2 separate regions of the Homo sapiens genome follow, and region 2 is linked to region 1. The links are chromatin contacts, found by Hi-C in ENCODE. All regions are on one chromosome and are shown on one strand. Each heading gives the region's core, a stretch centred on a gene start or an enhancer-like site at or near the end of the contact. The rest is flanking DNA. Distances are from core to core; before and after follow the strand shown. Region 1 has its middle 180 kb from the start of LINC02261. Region 2 holds the start of PCDH7 (protocadherin 7).

Region 1 (5,304 bases), core at 1,193-3,692:
TCTTTGAACAGACAGACATCCTCAGAACCTCAATGAAAAGGACGAGGTACTTTTACCCACCAATACTTTAATAGACTCATTACTTAAATGAGTACAGACTTCCAAGCAGATACCACTTAAACAACTACAGATTGTAGCAAGGGAGTCAGGATTTTTAGGGCTCTGTTTGAGTACGGAAGCAGCAACTTTGTAAAAGCAGAATGTAGTCTCTAGAGCCAGTGCAAATAATAATTACATGAGACTGAATGAACTGATAAAATGAATATAATTGTGGTTGTGATATTTTTAATTTACTTATTGTGTATTAACATTATTTTTAATATTCTAGTTTATTATAGGCATACAGTGAAGCCCTTTTTCTTTCTTCTTGACCTATCCCTAGCCTTTAAACTAAGGGTCATTGAACTATGGTCCATGGGCTAAATCCAGCTCACTACAGGTCAAATGCAGCCTATGACAGGCAAAATCCAGATATGCCCCCTTTTGATATACTGTCTATGGCTGCTTTCACGTTACAATGGCGGATTTGAGCATAAATCTTACATCAGACACTCATGGCCTGCAAAACTGAAAACATTGTGGTGGCACATGCCAGTAGTCCCAGCTACTCAGGAGGCTGAGGCAGGAGAATCGCTTGAACCCAGGAGGCTGAGGCAGGAGAATCGCTTGAACACAGGAGGCAGAGGTTGCAGTGAGCCAAGATTGCACCACTGCACTCCAGCCTGGAGACAGAGCAAGACTCCGTCTCAAAAAAAAAAAAAACAAAAAACTGAAAACTTTTATTATCTGGCCCTAACAATGAGATCACATGGACACAGGAAGGGGAACATCACACTCTGGGGACTGTTGTGGGGTGGGGGGAGGGGGGAGGGATAGCATTGGGAGATATACCTAATGCTAGATGACAAGTTAGTGGGTGCAGCGCACCAGCGTGGCACATGTATACATATGTAACTAACCTGCAAATTGTGCACATGTACCCTAAAACTTAAAGTATAATAATAAAAGAAAAAAAAAAGTTTGCTGACCCCTGTTTTAGACTATGCTTTCCCATGCTAAAATGAAATATTATTAAAATTGTGTTTTATTCTCACTGACACCTCAAAATTCAGGGACAAATAGTTTTAAGTTTCTTTTCCTTTAAGAACAGGGTAGCATTTGCAAGGAGCCAATAAGAAGCTCTTGTTGTTGTTGTCGTTAATCAAGATAAAGTCAGGAAAAAAATCAATTGTATAACCAAAGCCTTGAAGTGTTATATTAGAATAAATCTTATTTAAGCAGGTATGGCAAGTCCCCATTGATAAAAGGAGTTGTGTTTCATATGTGGAACCAAGGCTCACAAAGCCCTCCCGGGAGATTGGTCTATTCTATGGCTTTTGGAGTTCTGGATATTTAATTAGAGGAGAGAATGACTTCCTAGCAGACTAAGTACCTTAGCAGATTGGAAGTGGGAGGAGGAAGAGGTCGAGAAAATAAATTCATCAATATTTACAGGCACTCTAAGCAACACTGGTAGAAATTAATTTCTTGGGGTTGGTTTCCTAGCTTCAGGACATGAGCACAAATGAGTGATACAAAGTTCTCTGGAATAATATAGCCTGTTGAAAACACAACACTAGATTCCCTGTTAGTTCTTATGACAGAGGTTAATTTTTTGGCCTTATTAGTTGCTTAACACTATATGGCACTATGATCATAGTTCAAGGAAATTTACATATACTAATTAACACGTCTTGCTGCATTGTTAACTAACAGGACAAAATAAAATAAAAACAGCTTTTGAGATCAAGGATAATATTCAGGGATTATTTATGATCACAGAGGATGGCTGTTAGAAAAAGTATCCAACAAAGGAGAAAAACTGCAGCTAGGAGGCAGGACTATCAGCCCCCACTTGGACAGATGGAACAGTGTGTGGAGACTCACATTGTGAACTTTTACTCCAAGAACTACTGCAGGAACATACCAGGAAAACCAAAATAATTCACAGACCCTTTGAAGGAAGCGGCTTGCTGCTGCAAGCTCCCTAAGATAGACATAAAACTGTGAGTGCCCAAAGTGTGAAAAGGGGAAGGCTGCCTCCAAACACACATCTTCACTAGAGGACCTGAAAATCCAGATCACCAGAGAAGGATTTAACCTTACCTAGAGCTGAAATAAACTTAGAGAGCCCAGTGAAATATAAAGGTAGAAGAAGCAGTGAGAAGAGCCCTGTGGGCACTCCCAGTCCCCAGGGAAGCCATTTCTGACTTTGTCTCACAGGGGTCCTTGGGGAGGGCTGCCAGTAGAACTGAGGAAGGGCCATAGGCGGAAGGAAACTTCCAGATGAATTTTGTAATAATTTCATGAGCATGAACCTTCCTGGGCAGAACCTTCCAGGGCAGCAAACAGGAAGTACAGATATGAGCACAGAAACAAGTGGGGAAGGGTGGGGCCTGAAAGCCCTGCCTGCATTCTCAGTGGGGAGGCTTGTAGGTTGGTGCAAGATCTCAGCCCTGCTCGGCCGCTGCCTGGATATAAATTTGGTGCTGGTGGCGAGAGTGAGACTAGCCTTACTGGCTGTGTGGGAACTGGGTGAGGCCTATCACTGCTGGTTTTCCCCCACTTCCCTGGCGACCTGTATGACCCAGCAAAGGCAGCCGTAATCCTTCTGGGAATATAATTCCGTTGGCCTGAGAACCATTCCCCCATCTCCCATAGTGGCCACAGCAAGCCCCACCCAAGGGAAGTTGAAGCTCAGGCTCGCTTATCCCTGCTCCCACTTGATGGTTTTTCTCTACCTGCTGTAGTAGCTGAAGACAAAAGACATAATCTTTTGTGATTTCTATGGCCCCGCCCATTACCTGAGAAACCTGAATACCTATCCAGGTGAACTTAGGGCAAGCCTGTATCAGCTGATGCTCTCTTGAAAGCAAAACCTGGCTGGGCACGGTGGCTCACGCCTGTAATCCCAGAACTTTGGGAGGCCGAGGCAGGCGGATCACGAGGTCAGGAGATCGAGACCATCCTGGCTAACACGGTGAAACCCCGTCTCTACTAAAATAACAAAAAATTAGCCGGGCGTGGTGGTGGGCACCTGTGGTCCCAGGTACTTGGGAGGCTGAGGCAGGAGAATGGCATGAACCCAGGAGGCGGAGCTTGCAGTGAGCCAAGATCACGCCACTGCACTCCAGCCTGGGCAACAGAGCGAGACTCCATTTCAAGAAAAAAGAAAAAGACAGCAAAACCTCCTGGCTGGAGGCCAACCAAATGCTACCACAACCAGCATTTGAGAAAACCAGTGCACGAAACAAAACTACAACCAAGGACCCTCAGAGAGTCCACTTCACTCCCCTGCTACCTCCACCAGAGCAAATGCTAATATCCACCGCTGAAAAACTTGAAGATGAATCACATTACAGAACTCTTTACAGACACTGTCCAGTACCAACCCAGAGCCCTATAGCTCTGCTGTGTGGTAGACCCAGAAAAGCAATAACAATCACTGTAGTCTGGTTCTCAGGAAGCCCCAGCCCTAGTGGAAGGGGGAGAGGGCCACATCAAGGGACCACCCAATGGGACAAAAGAATCTGAACAGCAGCCCTTGAACACCAGATCTTTCCTCTGACATAGTCTACCCAAATAAGAAGGAAGCAGAAAAACAAATCTGGTAATATGATGAAGAAAGGTTTTTAACACCCCTAAAAGATCAGACTAGCTCATGAGCAATGGATCCAAATCAAGAAATTTCTGAGTTGCAAGAAAAAGAATTCCTAAGTTCGATTATTAAGCTATTCAAAGAGGAATCAGAGAAAGGTGAAAACCAATTTAAATAAATTTTTTAAATAATACAGAATATGGACCAGGACAATCTCCAGAGAAATAAATAGCACCAATAGAAAACAATCACAATTTCTGGAAACAAAGAAACACAGAAAAATGCAAAATACACCGCAAAGTTTCAACAATAGAATTGAACAAGTAGAAGAAAGAACTTCAGAGCTCAAAGACAAGTCTTTCAAATTAACCAATCTGACAAAGACAAAGAGAAAAGAATCAAAAGAAACGAACAAAGCCTCCAAGAAGTTTGGGATTATGTTAAATAACCAAATCTAAGAATAATTGGTGTTCCTGACAAAGACGAAAAATCTAAAAGTCTAGAAAACTTATTTGAGGGAATGGTTGAGGAAAACTTCCCTGGCCTTACTAGACAGCTAGACATCCAAATAGAATAAGCTCAAAGAACCTCTGGGTAATTCATTGCAAAAAGATCATCACCTAGACATATAGTCATCAGATTATCTAAAGTCAAGACAAAGGAAAGAATCTTAAGAGCTGTGAGGCAAAAGCATCAGGTAATCTATAAAGGATTATCAGATTAACGGCAGATTTCTCAGCAGAAACCCTACAAGCTAGGAGAGAGTAGGGTCCTATCTTTAGCATCTTTAAACAAAACCATTGTCACCGAATCATCCTGTATCCAGTGAAACTAAGTTTCATAAATAAGGGAAAGATAAAGTCTTTTTCAGACAAACAAGTGCTGAGAGAATTCACCACTACCAAGCTAGCACTACAAGAACTGCTAAAAGGAGCTCTAAGTCTTGAAACAAAGTCTCAAAATATACCAAAATAGAACTTCCATAAGGCATAAATCCCACAGGGCCTATAAAACAATAGCTCAATGGAAAAAAAAAAACCAAGGTATTTGGGCAACAACTAGTAATATGAACAGAATAGCATCTCACATCTCAATACTGATGTAGAATGGCAGAATGGATAAGAATTCACAGAAATTCACAAGTATCTGCTGTCTTCCAGAAACTCACCTAACACACAAGGACTCACATAAACTTAAGGTAAATATAACCTTCAGGGTAAAGGTGGAAAAAGATATTCCATGCAAATGGACACCAAAAGCAAGCAAGAGTAGCTATTCTCATAACAGACAAAAACAGACTTTAAAGCAACAACAGCTAAAAAAACTCAAAGAGGGACATTATATAATGATAAAAGGACTAGTCCAACAGGCAAAGATCACAATCCTAAATATATATGCACCAAATACTGGAGCTCCCAAATTTATAAAACATTTACTACTAGACCTAAGAAATGAGATAGATTGACACACAATAATAGTGGGGAATTTCAATACTCCACTGACAGCACTAGGCAGGTCATCAAGACAGAAAGTCAACAAAGAAACAATGGATTTAAACTATACCCTGCCACAAATGGACTTAAGAGATTTTTACAGCATTCCACCTAACAACTGCAGAATATACATTCTATTCATCAGCACATAGAACATCAGCATATGGTCTACAA
Region 2 (5,304 bases), core at 1,567-4,066, 3.7 Mb before region 1:
AATCGGGATCGATGGCAAAGATCCCCATCACAGAGGAGTCCAGCGAGTAGGCGATCTCGGCGTTCTTACCGCTGTCTGCGTCTGTCGCCAGCACCGTGGCCACCCTCTCGCCCGGGATGTTGTTCTCAGGGAAGTAAACCTCCACCACCGACTGGCCGAACATGGGCGGGTTGTCGTTGGTGTCTCCCACCTTGACAATCAGGGAGTTGTTGCTCGAGAGGCTGGGGCTGCCTGAGTCCACCGCCACGATGACCACGTTGAACTCCCGGGTGGCCTCATAGTCCAGAGGGGTCGAGGTGTGCAAGAAGTACTTTTTCTTGTTCTGGTCGCCCTCGGTGTCGCTGGCTGGCTTGAGCTGGAAGGGCACGTCGCCCACCACGGTGCAGGTGACCACCCCGTTCTCGCCTTGGTCTCGGTCGGACACCTGCACCAGAGCGATGGGGGTGTCGACCAGAACGTCCTCGGCCACGTTGGCCACCCCGTCCTTGAGGGGGATGCGCCCAATCTTGCGGATTTCAATGGACGGCACGTTGTCGTTCTCGTCTTTGATGTTAAGGACCACGGTGGCCTTGTCGGTCTTGGGGGGCTGCCCGCGGTCGCGGGCCATGACCGTGAAGCGCAGCTGGTTCACCTCCTCGCGGTCGATCCGGTGCAGGACGCTGAGCCAGCCGGACGTCTCGTCAAGGCGCAGCAGCCGCCTCACCGACTCGGTGGCCGCCCCGAACACGTATTCGATCTGCCCGTTGACCCCCACGTCCAAGTCGGCTGCGCGCAGTTGCAGGATGGGGGTCCCCGGGGCGCTGTTCTCAGCCAAGTCGGCCTCGTACACGCTCTTCTCGAAGCGGGGGCTGTTGTCGTTCACGTCGGTGATGAGGACCCGTAGGATGGCCTGCGAGGAGCGAGGCGGGTCGCCGCCGTCGCGCACTCGCAGGGTCAGCTCGTAGGAGTCGCGCTGCTCGCGGTCCAGCGCCCCCTTCACGATCAGCTGCGGCTGCTTCTCGCCGTCCGGGGTGTCCGCCACCTGCAGCTCGAACACGCTGCTGCGGCCGCCGGGGTTGGTGCCGCCGCCGCCCTCTGATGCGTCCAGCCGCCGCTTGGAGCCTCCCGAGCCGCCGCCGCTCGCGCCGTTCCCGCCGCCCCCGGGGTAGGGGGCGCTGTCGGCCGCCCCGGCGCGCCGGCTCTCGCCGCCGCTGCCGCCGCCTCCGGGCTCCTGGAGCAGCTCGTAGCGCTCGATGCCGTTGCGGCCGAAGTCGCGGTCGGTGGCTGTGGGCAGCAGGTAAAGTGTGCCCACCGGCCGATTCTCCTCCACCGTGAGCGTGAGCACGGGCGACGGGAAGGTGGGCGTGTTGTCGTTGATGTCAAGCACGATGACCTGACCCTCAAACAGGTCCACCCAGCTCTGCGAGGGCCCGATCACCGACACCTCGAAGTCCAGGAAGCACTCGTTCTCGTCGAAGATCATCTGACACTGGGGCAGCTTCTCGCGGTCGATGCGCCGCTCGCTCGTGCTCAGCTCGCCAGTGAGGTTGTCGATCTTCAGGTACTCGGAACCGGACTCCAGGCTGAAAGTCACCTCACCCGATCCGGTCACGATGCCCAGGTCTGAAGCCACGTTGCCGATGCGGACGTCGGCGGGGCCCTCCTCGGCCAGCCGGTACCGGAGGAGCTGCTTGGCGGCCGCCAGGCTGAGCGAGAGCGGCAGGAGGAGGCAGCAGCCCAAGCACCAGCCGCGCGCCCATCCCGCGGTCCGCATCCTCAGCATCTTCTCCTGCTGCTGCTGCTACTGCTCCTTCTAACCACAGCCCCCTCGGCGCCCCCCTCCTCCGGGGCCGGCCGCCTGCCCTCCCCCGAGTCCTCTCCCCTCTCCCGGAAAGGAAGGAGCGAGAGGGAGGGGAGGGAGGGGGCAAAAGCGGCGTGGAGAGTTGGCCGGGAATGGGGGTGGGAGGGCAGCGATAGATGCTTCTTTTTTTCCTCCTGCTTCTTCCGAAAGTTATTGTTTCATAATTCATGCAATGGGTGCTAATCGCCCGCTCGCCTGCCGCCGTTCAGTCGCAGTACTCACAGTTCACGGGACACTGCGCGCCGCGGGTTCGGCGCTCCCCCAACCCAGAGTCATCCCCTCAGCGGGCGGAGAATCCCCGGCTCTAGTCCCCGCTCTGTCGGAAGGGGCCAGAACCGCTCCGGCAGACGGGCAGTGGGGCTGGGAAGAGGTGGGGAATGAGCCTGCAGCCTCCCCCGCCTGCCAGCCCGCTGGTCTTTGCTGCTACTCGAGTTGAGTCCAATTCACGTTCCAGGCACTCACTCCAAACCCAGGCTCTGCTCCGGCTCCGGCCACCCAGACAAACGTGAGTCGCTTCCTGCACCAGGCGCTGGGGCCAGCAACAAGCCAGTCTCAACTCCGACTCTGCTCATGCAGCGGGGGAGCCAGTCAACAGATCGAGAATGAAAAATCCCCCGGCACGTCGCTTCGGGCACGGTGCAGGGGAGACTACTCGCGTCACAGAGCGGTCAGTGTCAGGGTCCCCCCGGCGCGCCAAAGAGAAGCCCGAGCCATCTTCAGAGACGCCCAGAGTCAGTCCCTTCTCACCCCGGAGAGCGCGGGTTTCTCTTTTTTCTTAACAACTCTGCGCAAGGTCATTAGTCACGAAGCAGCCGCCTGAAACCGCAGCAGCCTTTCGCCCACGGGGGCGAAGGCTGAGCAGTGCGCACCGTGCGGTGCCCAAGTTTGGGTTCGCAGCCGCAGAGTCCGTGCCTTTTCTCACCTGCATTCGGCCCGCATGTCGGAGCAGTGGGATCTGCAGCGCTGTGCGCGATTCAGGGAGGAGATTGCAGCCTCTCTCTCCCCGCTCTCTCTCGATCCCTCCCCTCCCTCCCTCCCTTTCTCTCTCCTCCCTCCTCTCTCTCCTCCCTCCTCTCCTTTCCCCTTTCCCCCTCTCCCACTCGCTCTCTTGCACGCTCTCTCTCCTTCCCAATGCAGGGAACTCAAGCTGAACTTGATCCCTTTGCAGTTCAAAGGTGAGCAAACCAGGCTCGGAGCACAGGCGACGTTAGCCGGCGAAAGCGCACGGCCGGGCGTCCCCAACGGCAATTAACAAAGATGCCCAATTCTGTCTGGATTTCCGAAGAAAAGCCAAAGGCTTTCGGGCGGGGGTGGAGGGGGAGGTGGAGTCAGAGACAGCTGCCAAGTAGCTTAAAAAAAAAAATCCAGTTTGCCAAGGGGAGAAAAAGTGTCAGTCGGTTGTGGCCTCGGAAGTGCCCTGGCACGGCTGGTGAATTCCGCAGTTGTCTCGTCCCTTTTCGCGTCTGGGAGAGTCTGGTGCGGGCGCTCCCGCCGCCCCTCGGGCTGCAGCGGCTCGGAGACACTGAACCGCTAGTGGGAATCTCCCGTTCGCTACCCGCGAGCAGGAAACCCGCAAGTTGCCCAAAGTGGTGGTTGCTGCTGGGTGCTCGCTCGCTCACGGATCAGGCTTGTCCCTGACGCTGCTGCTGCAGCGGCGGCGGCAGTAGCAGCCGAGCCGCCGAAACTACACACTAGGAGAGAGCGAGGGAGGAGGGCCCGGGATAAGGAGGCGGGAGGGAGCGTCAGCCAGCCGCCGCGCTCGGGAAAGCCCAGCCTCAGCTCCAGGGGCCGCTCAAAGTGTGCCCAATCCCAGCCAGTCCTCTTTAAGCCAAAGCCCAGTCCCCCTCCCTAGCGAGTACCGCCGTCTTCTCTGGGGGACTTGTTTTCCCTCCCTCGGGCTGGTAAATTTCCTCCTCCCTTGACTAATGCCCAGTTCACGCGTGAGAGCTTTCGGAGCTGGTGTCAGGATAGGTTTCTCCTTCTCCCTCCCTCTCAGACGACGTCCTCCTCCCCCCGGAAAGTGTCTCCGGTTCGCGATTTAGGATCTTGGTTAGGACATGGTTATCGGGGTCCTGGGGAACCTACGAGCGCCCAGAAAGCCACTCTGTTCTGAAAAACCATGACGGGCTGCAGTAGTGAAGAGAGAACATCAAACTCCAGAGAGCTGGAGAAAGATCCTTTTTTGGGAGCTCAGACTTTGGATGGTTGCGGGGGGCAGGGGCGGCGGTGGGTGGAGGGTGAAGGATGTCTGTCTTTGTTTAAATGCTTGACATTCCTGTCGTCGTGCTTGCTTGCGGGGGTAGACCGTGTGTGCGCGCCTGGGGAATAAACACATGTTGGAAACCTCGATATTATTTTCTGAGCAGAAACCTGCAGCCTTTAGTAACTGGCAAAGTGTAGCGTCACCTATCTGGATAAAAGGGAAATAAACTTTAATGGCAACTTTGTGTACCAAAGTGTCCCCAGCTTTCCCATCTCTCCTTTTGACTTTGTGTCCCTTGACTGTCCCTATTTCCTGAAGCAAGGCTTCTCCAATTTTCATTCACGACCACCGCAGCCGGCCTCATCAGATCTCAGGTCTGGTTGTGTTTTTGAACTGAGCCATTTACTCATTTATTTCAGTGGCTGTAAACGAAGAGGCCCGGCTAGGATTAAGACGACTGAGACGGACTGTAGGTATTTGGGGAGAATTTTTACCATCTCGAAAGAGAGAAAGGGCCGCTGCTGGGATTTGCTTAGTCTTCAGCTCGCCTGACGTATCCATACACATTTAAGGGCCTCCCCTCAAAGAAAAATTTAAAGCCGAAAAAATAAAATCTGTCCAGTGTGGGTATTCTTTACGAGACCTGGGTGACGAGGCAGAATGATTTAAACAAGACAAACACCAATAAAGTCAACGAGCAGATGTAGCGCGCGGTTGTTTGGGCGGGCGCAGGAACAGGAATGAGGAGGGAGAGGCGGCAGAGATTTCCAAGCTCTCCCTACAGGGGATCGTAGATGCCCGTTGGATGGAAGTGTGTCTAAGTGTGTGTCAGGGAGCTGGCGAGTATTTTCCAGTCTGTGAAAGTAGCATCACCCCAGGGGTGGTGGCTCCTCCTCCGAGGCCAGGGCAGGGAACCCGGCCTTCCCGCTAACCCTCCCGCTGCTGGCACCCGAACCTCTCAGCTCTGTATCTGCAGCATCAGCGAGAAAAGCCCCGCGCGCAGGCTCAGTGCGCACCGCCGCAGTCTCGAGCCGGGGGCGGGGGTGGGCTCCGCAGCGCCTTCGCGGCCGGCTAAGTGGCAGTAAAGCCAAATCCCTCTTACATTTGGCAAGAACCCGGGTTTATCGGAACGCCTGCCTCTCTCCAAACCTCCGACCCTGGTTCCCCTTTTTCCCAGGTTGGAGGCAAATGGGAGAAGCCGTCTCCACTCCGCGGCCTTGCGCCGTGCATTCCGATGCGCGGCAATATGGTGCAGTGCACT

What was found. Hi-C counts contacts between places; a loop is a spot of excess contacts on that map. Pooled maps may share reads with other maps.
Region 2: a map of IMR-90 shows a loop between it and region 1 (6-fold over the local background). The contact joins the promoter of PCDH7 here to the enhancer-like site in region 1. A Hi-C loop is called at or near these places in 1 of 168 maps with a recorded cell type or tissue (IMR-90), 1 of 37 single-sample maps with no recorded cell type and 9 of 50 pooled maps.

What each region holds. Positions count from the first base shown.
Region 1 is chr4:27,037,714-27,043,017 of GRCh38, reverse strand. No RefSeq gene overlaps it. Among named protein-coding and RNA genes, the nearest start is that of LINC02261, 180 kb to the left of the region's middle. Within about 2 kb of position 2,442, at least 2 of the 41 ENCODE cell types and tissues checked have a DNase peak (open chromatin) inside an H3K27ac peak, as active enhancers do.
Region 2 is chr4:30,717,881-30,723,184 of GRCh38, reverse strand. It overlaps PCDH7 (protocadherin 7), which reads right to left and starts at 2,816. Exons shown (of 3, transcript NM_001173523.2): 1 at 1-2,816. The coding sequence starts at 1,762. It overlaps LOC124900844, which reads left to right and starts at 4,064. Exons shown (of 1, transcript XM_047416545.1): 1 at 4,064-5,304. The coding sequence starts at 5,278. RefSeq lists an enhancer at 1,297-2,007.